2 separate regions of the Homo sapiens genome follow, and region 1 is linked to region 2. A link is an interaction called in ENCODE POLR2A ChIA-PET data of the cell type or tissue named here. Cell type or tissue: B cell. All regions are shown on one strand. Links, peaks and the distances in the headings refer to the core of each region. The heading gives the core; the rest is flanking DNA.

The links. Peaks named below come from ENCODE experiments on the same cell type or tissue, not always from the same donor. Only the 100,000 strongest peaks of a DNase experiment are listed, where the experiment ranks them.
Region 1: POLR2A ChIA-PET joins it to region 2 with 5 read pairs; 9 of 35 experiments call an interaction of 5 or more read pairs at or near these places.

The regions. Positions count from the first base shown.
Region 1 is chr1:91,070,854-91,075,258 of GRCh38, forward strand. No RefSeq gene overlaps it. Among named protein-coding and RNA genes, the nearest start is that of ZNF644, 51 kb to the left of the region's middle. In B cell, for the core only: no CTCF peak of the experiment used is centred there; no DNase peak of the experiment used is centred there.
Region 2 is chr1:91,012,298-91,016,702 of GRCh38, forward strand. The region is part of intron 1 of ZNF644 (zinc finger protein 644); the gene reads right to left. Among named protein-coding and RNA genes, the nearest start is that of ZNF644, 7.5 kb to the right of the region's middle. In B cell, for the core only: no CTCF peak of the experiment used is centred there; no DNase peak of the experiment used is centred there; H3K27ac peaks cover 1,124 bases.

The DNA of each region.
Region 1 (4,405 bases), core at 134-4,133, 58 kb after region 2:
AGGCAAAACAACCTGGGAATCCTGCTGTTGGCAGATCCCTGCACTGTGTTTTGTTATAGGTTGGCAGAGAGATATTTGGAGAATAGAAGCTCTTTTTGGTTTTAAAATTACACTATAGGAATTAATGACTATACCTGAGGATCTCATTTTAAGAAGCTTACTAAATAAACTTAGAAAAAAATTATTTTTGCTTAAAGTTCTCTATATATGGCACAAGAATAATTTTGCCTCAATTCTATTCAATACGCTCTTCTGATATTAGAAAGTCACTTTCCACAAAAGAGCTAATATGTTATGGAGTCAGTTTCACTTTTATAATCATGACTGTGTGTAATTCAGAAGCATGTTTGGTGTAAGAGACCTCAGCAGGCAGCATTGTCACTCTTTTCAGGGAAAATATTTCAGAGAGTAACTGTGTTGTCAATATCTCTGTTTGCAAAAATCCTGCCTGTTCAGGATACAGTTGCAATCACAAAGACATTGACAAATTTCATTATATTTCATCAGATATTAGAAGCAATAACAAAAAGAGGAGGAGAATCTAGGGCAAAAATAGACAAACTTTGTACACACACACACACACACACACACACACACACAAACATGCATTCATGCAGTACTTCCTAGAGAGATAACAATAACATTTTGCAGGAGGTAGGAAGGTTGACAGGGGGAGGCTTTGGAGGGGGCAGGGCAAACACATAATTGCCAGGTTAAGACATTAAAAAGAAATTACTGGTTGCCGTCACCTTTTCATAAAATAAAGGTATTTTAACACCAGGTAGGTAGGAGAAAAAAAATCTTAGAATAAAATTCCTTTTATTATTATTAAAAAGTCAAAAAACAACAGACGCTGGTGAGGCTGGGGAGAAAAGGGAATGCTTATACACTGCTGGTGGGAATGTAAATTAGTTCAGTCACTGTGCAAACCAGATTGGAGATTTCTCAAAGAACTTAAAACAAAACTACCGTTCGACCCAATAATCCCATCGCTGGGTATATATCCAAAAGAAAATAATTCATTTTACCAAAAAGATACACGCACTTATATGTTGATTTCAGCACTATTCACAATAGCAAAGACATAGAATCAACCTAGTGCCCATCAAAAGTAAATTGGCTAAAGAAAATTTGGTACATATGCACCATGGAATACTACACACCCATAAAAAAGAATGAAATCACGTTCTTTGCAGCAACATGGATGCAGCTGGAGGCCATTATCCTAAGTAAATTCACACAGGAACAGAAAACCAAATACCTCATGTTCTCACTTATAAGTGGGAGCTAAACTTTAGGTACACATGGACATGAAGATGGTAACAATAGACACCGGGGATTACTAGACGGAGGTAGGAGGGAGGGGGCAAGGGCTGCAAAACTAACTATTGGAAACGATGTTCACTATCTGGTTGATGGGATCAATTGTACCCCAAACCTCAGCATCACATAGTATACCCAAGTAACAAACCTGCACATGTACCCCCAAATGTAAAATAAAAGTTGAAATTATTTTTTTAAAAAGTCATTTTTAAAGAATACATTTAGTTTATGGGGCAACAGAGGACATTGTTTTTATTTTTCTCATTTAAGGCTAAGTGGTGAAACTATCCTTATTAACCATTGCGGGACAATGATATTTGAGGGTTTGTTTGTTTGTTTGTTTGTTTGTTTTTGAGGCAGAGTTTCAGTCTTGTCACCCAGGCTGGAGTGCAATGGCATGATCTCGGCTCACTGCAACCTCCACCTCCCAGGTTCAAGCGATTCTCCTGCCTCAGCCTCCCGAGTAGCTGGGATTACAGGCATGCGCCACCATGCCCAGCTAATTTTTTTTTTTTGTATTAATAGTAGAGACGGGGTTTCTCCATGTTGGTCAGGCCAGTCTTGAACTCCTGACCTCAGGTGATCTGCCTGCCTCAGCCTCCCACAGTGCTGGGATTACAAGCATGAGCCACAGTGCCTGGCCTGAGCCACTGCGCCCAGAAGGGTTTTTTTAATTTAGTGATTTTGTTCTTTTACCCCTTTTATAAGTCCTTAATATTCTGCTACCAAAAAAAAAAAAAAAAGGGAAGAATAGGAGCAATGTAATATTCTTTTAAAAGTAAGAACTACAAGGGGGTTCCCATTGCTCTGATAAGAAGAAGAAGAATGTGACTGGGAGGAAAGTTTGGTTACCCGCAGTCTGGCATCAGGGAGAGAATGTAGTTCTCCGAACTGGGCTGGCCTAGTTTCAAATCTCAGTCCTGCCACTTACAAACTAGGAAACTATGGGCAAGTCATTGAACCTCAGTTTTCTTCTCTTCAAAAGTACGATAATGATAAGTACTTTCCAGGTGGCCACCATGATTTTATGAGCTAAAATTTGTTAAGAACCCAGTAAAGTGCCTAGCATTCAGCAATTTCTCTCACGTTTTCTCTTCTCCGTATCTTTCTTTTAAAAATGACAATGACAGAAACGCAATCATTTCTTTTTAATGCCCTGAACTTGACTTTATGTTTGGTGACTCTGCTCCCTTTGGACACACACACACCCTTTACTACCCATGCCAATGTTTCTGGTTTGGAAACTGCTGCACTAGCACAGACTTCCCACAGGTGAATGTTTTAAACCACAGTTTGATTTCCTCTGTCCTACAACCCGCACTTTTTGCTTTGGTTAACAACATTACTTTCCTATGGCTGTGGATTTTACAGGTACCAAATGGTCACAGGTTCTCTTGTGTAAACACTATTATCTTGTTTCAAATGAAATAGCTAAACTGACTTTACCTACAGTGGAATAGGGGATTTGGTCACCTTCTAATGTAATGGTTAAGAGTCTGGACTCTAGAATTGGATGACTTGGCTTCACTTCTCAATTTTACCACCTACCAAATTACTAAGGCAATTTATTTATATTCATCCCATTGCCACTTGGTTTCTCCTCCATAAAATGATCATAAGAATAGAAATAGCTAACGTGGACCAGGTGCGGTGGCTCACGCCCGTAATCCCAGCACTTTGGGAGGCCAAGGCAGGCAGATGACCTGAGGTCAGGAGTTCGAGACCAGCCTGGCCAACATGGTGAAACCCCATCGCTACTAAAAATACAAAAAGTTAGCTCAGCATGGTGGTGCACGCCTCTAGTCCCAACTACTCAGGAGGCTGAGGCAGGAAAATAGCTTGAACCTGGGAAGTGGAGATTGCAGTGAACTGAGATCGTGCCACTGTATTCCAGCCTGGGCAACAGAGCGAGTCTCTGTCTCAAAAAAAAAAAAAAAAAAAAGAAATGACTAACATGTACATAGTGCTTACTATATGCTCATCTACTTTACTCCTTAAATGTTAACTCACTTAAGAATTATCTTATGGAGCTATTATGAAAATTAAACATGTTAATATTTGTAAAGAGCATATAGTAGTAAGCCTCTAGCACATAGTAAGTCCCCACTAAAGGTTAGCTATTATGGTTTTGCATAGTTTAGTATTTTCCTTATATGTTTCAAAATAAATTTCTCATCTTATTAATTGGTTTTGCACTCTCATTAATCATGGCATTTTCCAAATTTGATCCACGTGAACCACTGAGTTACTGAGCGTGCTGCTCATGGTGACAAAACAGGCAAGACCCCAGAGTGGTCCTGGCTGCTTAGCTAATGCTTTCTGTCACATGGTGTCCAAGTCTGCCCTGGCTGCTTTGCGTTTCCATACCTCTAATGTTTTATTGTATTTTATTCTACTATGGAAGAAGTATAAGGTTGAATGTCAGTTAAGTCAAATTTAGCACAGTGGAGTGGAGAAGGTGCTTTATTTGTTGCATTAACATTGTCCACAGCGAAGTATTGTGTGGGTTAGATGCTGGGGTTGTGTTAAAAAAACAAAACAAGGCTGGGTGTGGTGGCTCCTGCCTGTAATCCCAGCACTTTAGGAGGCCGAGGTGGGCGGATCACCTAAGGTCAAGAGTTCAAGACCAGGCTGGTCAACAGGGTGAAACCCTGCCTCTACAAAAACACAAAAAATTAGCTGAGTGTGTTGGCATGCACCTGTAATCCCAGCTACTTGGGAGGCTGAGGCAGGAGAATCGCTTGCACCCAGGAGGCAGAGGTTGCAGTGAGCCAAGATCTCGCCACTGCACTCTAGCCTGGGCAAGAAAGCGAGACTCCATCTCAAAAAAAAAAAAAGAACCACAGTTCCTGCCCTCATGAAGCTGACAATCTAGTGCAGGTGACAGCCACATAAACAATTAGACATTTAGCAAAGAGTGTCGGTAGGGGTCTTCATGGGGATGGGTGAGGGGGCGGTGATGGAATGTGATGAGCTTCTCAGTGAGGACCCAGGCTTAGACTCAGCCCTAGGGGCCGAGTAAGGGTAAACCAGATGGAGGGGCAGGTGGCATTCAAAGCAGAAGAATGGTATGAATAAAGGC
Region 2 (4,405 bases), core at 219-4,218:
ATCTCTACTACCGAAAGAAAAAAAAAAAAAATCAGCCAGGCATGATGGCATGCACCTGTAGTTCCAGGTACTCAGGAAGCTGAAGGAGGAGGATCGCTTGAGCCTGGGAGGTGAAGGCTGCAGTGAGCTGAGATTGCGCCAATGCACTCCAGCTAGGGTGACAGACTGAGACCCTGTCTCAAAAGAAAAAAAAAGGAAGGAAAAGAAAAAGAAACAAGCAAAAACTAATTTATGGTGATAGAGGTTAGAGGTTAAAATAGTGGTTACTTCTGTAGGGAGAAATTAATAGGAGGGAGCACAAGGCACCTTTAATCAGTGAAGAAAAATATTCTACATCTCTATCTGGGTATTTCATTTAAAATAGGCTCTAATCACGGAAAATGCTTGCATTCCACAATTCTCATGTCTGTGCTTTTTTTACATCCTCTTCTCCCCAGGTGTAACCCAGTACCTCCCACTACCTGGGAGTTACCTAGGTATACTTATATGTATAAATTCACTGAGTTGTACTTAAGATTTGTGCACTTCACTGTATGTTATACCTAAAAAAAATACTTAAAAACAAGTAACCAATTAATAGCTAAATCTAAAAACCTTTTCTCAATTCTCATCCTTCTTTATCAATCTCCATCATATTGTTAATCACAGAACATCAATATTCCCTAAATGAAACACTTTCCCTTTTGAAGATCGACTAGGCTTTGTTAGGATGTTTTTTCCAGCATTTTCTGTAGTGTCATATTAATTCTCTCTAAATATTAATTCAATATTTATCTTTTTTCTTTTGTTTTTTGGAGACTGAGTCTCACTCTGTCGCCCAGGTGGGGATGCAGTGGCATGATCTTGGCTTACTGCAACCTCCGCCTCTCATGTTTAAGCAATTCTCCCGCCTCAGCCTCCCAAGTAGGTGGCATTATAGGTGCACACCACCATGCCCAGCTAATTTTTGTATTTTCAGTAGAGACGGGATATTTCATCATATTGGCCAAGCTGGTCTCAAACTCCTGACCTCAGGCGATCTGCCGACCTCAGCCTCCCATAGTGCTGGGACTACAGGCATGAGCCAATGCACCCAGTTAATTCAGTATTTATCAAGTGCTCATGTATGAGACACGAATTAGGCACCCTCCAATATATATTTCCAATCTCTCTCTCACACACACACACACACACACACACACACACATACACACACACACACACATATACACACCCAAACCAAATTCCCTAAACTGGATTCAAGCCACTCTATTACCTGGTATCAAACTGTATTTGCTGTTTTAATTCCTATCACTTCTTTATGGGAATATTCTTCTCAAGCATTTTCTGTTCTCAGCTATCCTTTACGGTTCAGTTCAATTTCTATGTTATTCTTTCCCTATACCCCATAGGACTTACTATCTGTAATTGCACTGTCCAATACAGTAACTTCATGTGGCTACTGAATACCTGAACTCTGGCTAGTCTGAATTGAGATGTGCTTTAAGTATGTAATACTAACAGATTTTGAAGACTTAACATGGTTAAAAAAAGAAAAAATGTAAAATAGTTCAATCATGTTTATATGATGAAATAATAGTATTTAGATACTGGGTTAAATAAAAATCCATTAATAAAATTTCACCTATTTATTTTATTTTTTGATGTGGCTATAGAAAATCTAAAATTGCATTTGTGGCTCAACTTATATTTCTATTGGGCAGTGCTGACCTATACAATCTATTTATAAATGCCCACAAATTACCTTTTTCTTCTTCTTCTTCTTAAACTGATAAATACAAATTGTATATATTTATGGTGTACAACACATTTTGAAATACATATAAATTATGCAATGGTTAAATCTAGCTAATTAACACATGCATTACCTCACATAGTTATATTTTGTGGTGTGAACACTTAAAATGTACTCTCCTAGCAACTTTCAAGTATGCAATATTAACTATAGTTACTATGCCCCACAAATTATCTCTTAACATATAATGTCATCTTCCCGATGAGTGCCAGAATTCAACATTAAGCTTTTTTCTTTTATGAATTAAATATTATATTAGGAATTACTAATAGTAATTAAGTGCCATTTAATTTTAATATCCCTTTAAGATTTTTAACAAGGAAGTGTAAGGCATTTCAAAGTGTTCAAATATTAAAAAAAAGTTGTTTTCAGATAGCTATAAATTATACAATTTTTCATCTATATTTTACTTATATACAATTCTAAGTCAAATGTCCCACCAGCAAGGATAGATAGCATGATTAAACCTGTAGCAATCCAAATCCCATAAAGTATTAGTTCTGATTAAGCCTGATTTTTTTCATCTTAGTCACTCAGTAAAGGGCAGCATCCATTTTGGTCAACATCATTGTACCAATGTCCAGCAGCCAAGACAAAGAGCCTTTATATGGTGGTATGAATAGACAATGAGAGCAATACGACACCACTTGAAATAAGGGGGGGGAGAAAAATGTTTTTATAATGCTAAGTTTTAAAACTAGGAGATGAAACTTACAAATTGTGTAACAACTAGGTAAAAGGATATATATGTAAGAAGAACAGGAAGGTAGAACAGAAAGGTCTCCTCTCTAGACCTTCTCAAGATATACCTAGGTTCAAACTTGGCTACTCCATTATTAAGTGGATGTGTTTCCTCACATGTAAAGTGGGAATATATACATCACAGGATTATTAAAAGAATATAGTAGATGCTTAATTAACGTCATCTGTCTTTAATACTAATAATTATATAATGGTAATAAGATTATGGGTGACTTCCCCTCCCTCACTTTCCAAATTGCTGTATTTTTCAAGCATAAATGAAAAACTTACAATTTCATACTAGTACCCCTCCTCAAATGAACCTAAAATTATTTTTACTAGCTGTCTTTGACAAATTTGCTTATAAGCTTAAAATCCGTGTTTGTGCTAGGAGGAGGTTGGTGGTAGAAAGAAAATTAAAGAGGGGGAACTGATAACTTTAACACCATACCAGCACAGACATATACAAAACAAAGTGTGGAGAGGAAAAGAGCAAAAGGAAATGCTGTTTGGGAAATTCCCAACTCAGACTATCCAATGAAAAGATTATATTCCACCCGCCTCAATCTAGCTACCTACCAGCCACTCCTCACTCTCATCTTGGGTTTATACGTACATTACAAATACGCATAGCCACTCACCTTCTTCTCTCTACTAATAGTCACCACATGGCCTCACAGTCAAAAATTGAAAGGAGAGTGAAGAAATTCAGCATGTTATAACAAAGACAAACCAATGCACTGGCTGGGAAATAACTTCATTAAAATGTACTCATTCCCAAGTGTATCTACTCATCTGCTGACAGTGCTGGGAATGCATTCCTGAAATATTTAACCTGGTTATAAGATTCTGCTGCTAGAATCAGAGAAGGCACACTTTGATGCCTACCTCTCACTTCCTCTATAACAACCTTGTCTTTATCGGCATGGCTTAAAATGGGACATTAGCAAAAGTATACAACTGCAAATCACTCACAGGTGAAAATCTCAAGTTAATGTAGAAAGAATAATTAAACAATGGTAATAATAACTATTATTACTCTAACAGGTAACACTTACTTTACTCAGCATTGTATGCCAGAAAGCTAAGGACTTTACATGAATTATGTAATATCAACCCTAAACCTCTTTGAAGATGGTAATTACTAATTCCACTTGCCTAGTGCTCACACAGCTAAATCTGAACCCTGTCAATTTTACTTCAAGGCTTACACTTTCAAACTTTATCATATCCTGCCTCTTTATATATGCATAATTACAATTGCAATTGTGATTCTATGTGTGTGTGTGTCTGTGTGTAAAGTATTTAGTGAGTCAGTAGCAAACAAAAGGCAATTAATTCCAACTCTGTGAAGCCTTTTACCCACCTTCACAAACCAACAATAAATTGGGAATTACCCCTCTCCTCCCCAATAAATGGTGCTCTGAAAGTACTAGTTTTACAGTCATACATCACTTAAGCATGGATGTACATTCTGAGAGATGCATTCTTAGGCAATTTGGTCACTGTGCAAACATCACAAAGTGTACTCAAACAAACCTAGATGGTAGAGCCTACTTACACACCTAGGCTACTTGGTATAGCCTATTGTTCCTAGGCTACAACATGCTCCTGTAAAGCATGTTATTGTACTGAATACCACACACAACTGTAACATAACTGTTTAGTATTTGTGTATCTAAACATAGAACATAAAATACAGTAAAAATACAGTATTACAATCTTATGGGACCACCATCGTAAATGCAGTCCACTATTGACCAAAGAACATCATTATGCTGCACATGACTGTATTTAATATCTTCCTCAAGAAACTAATGAAAGAGATACTTTTAAGTAAAATATTAATCTTTTCAAAAAATTAGATAA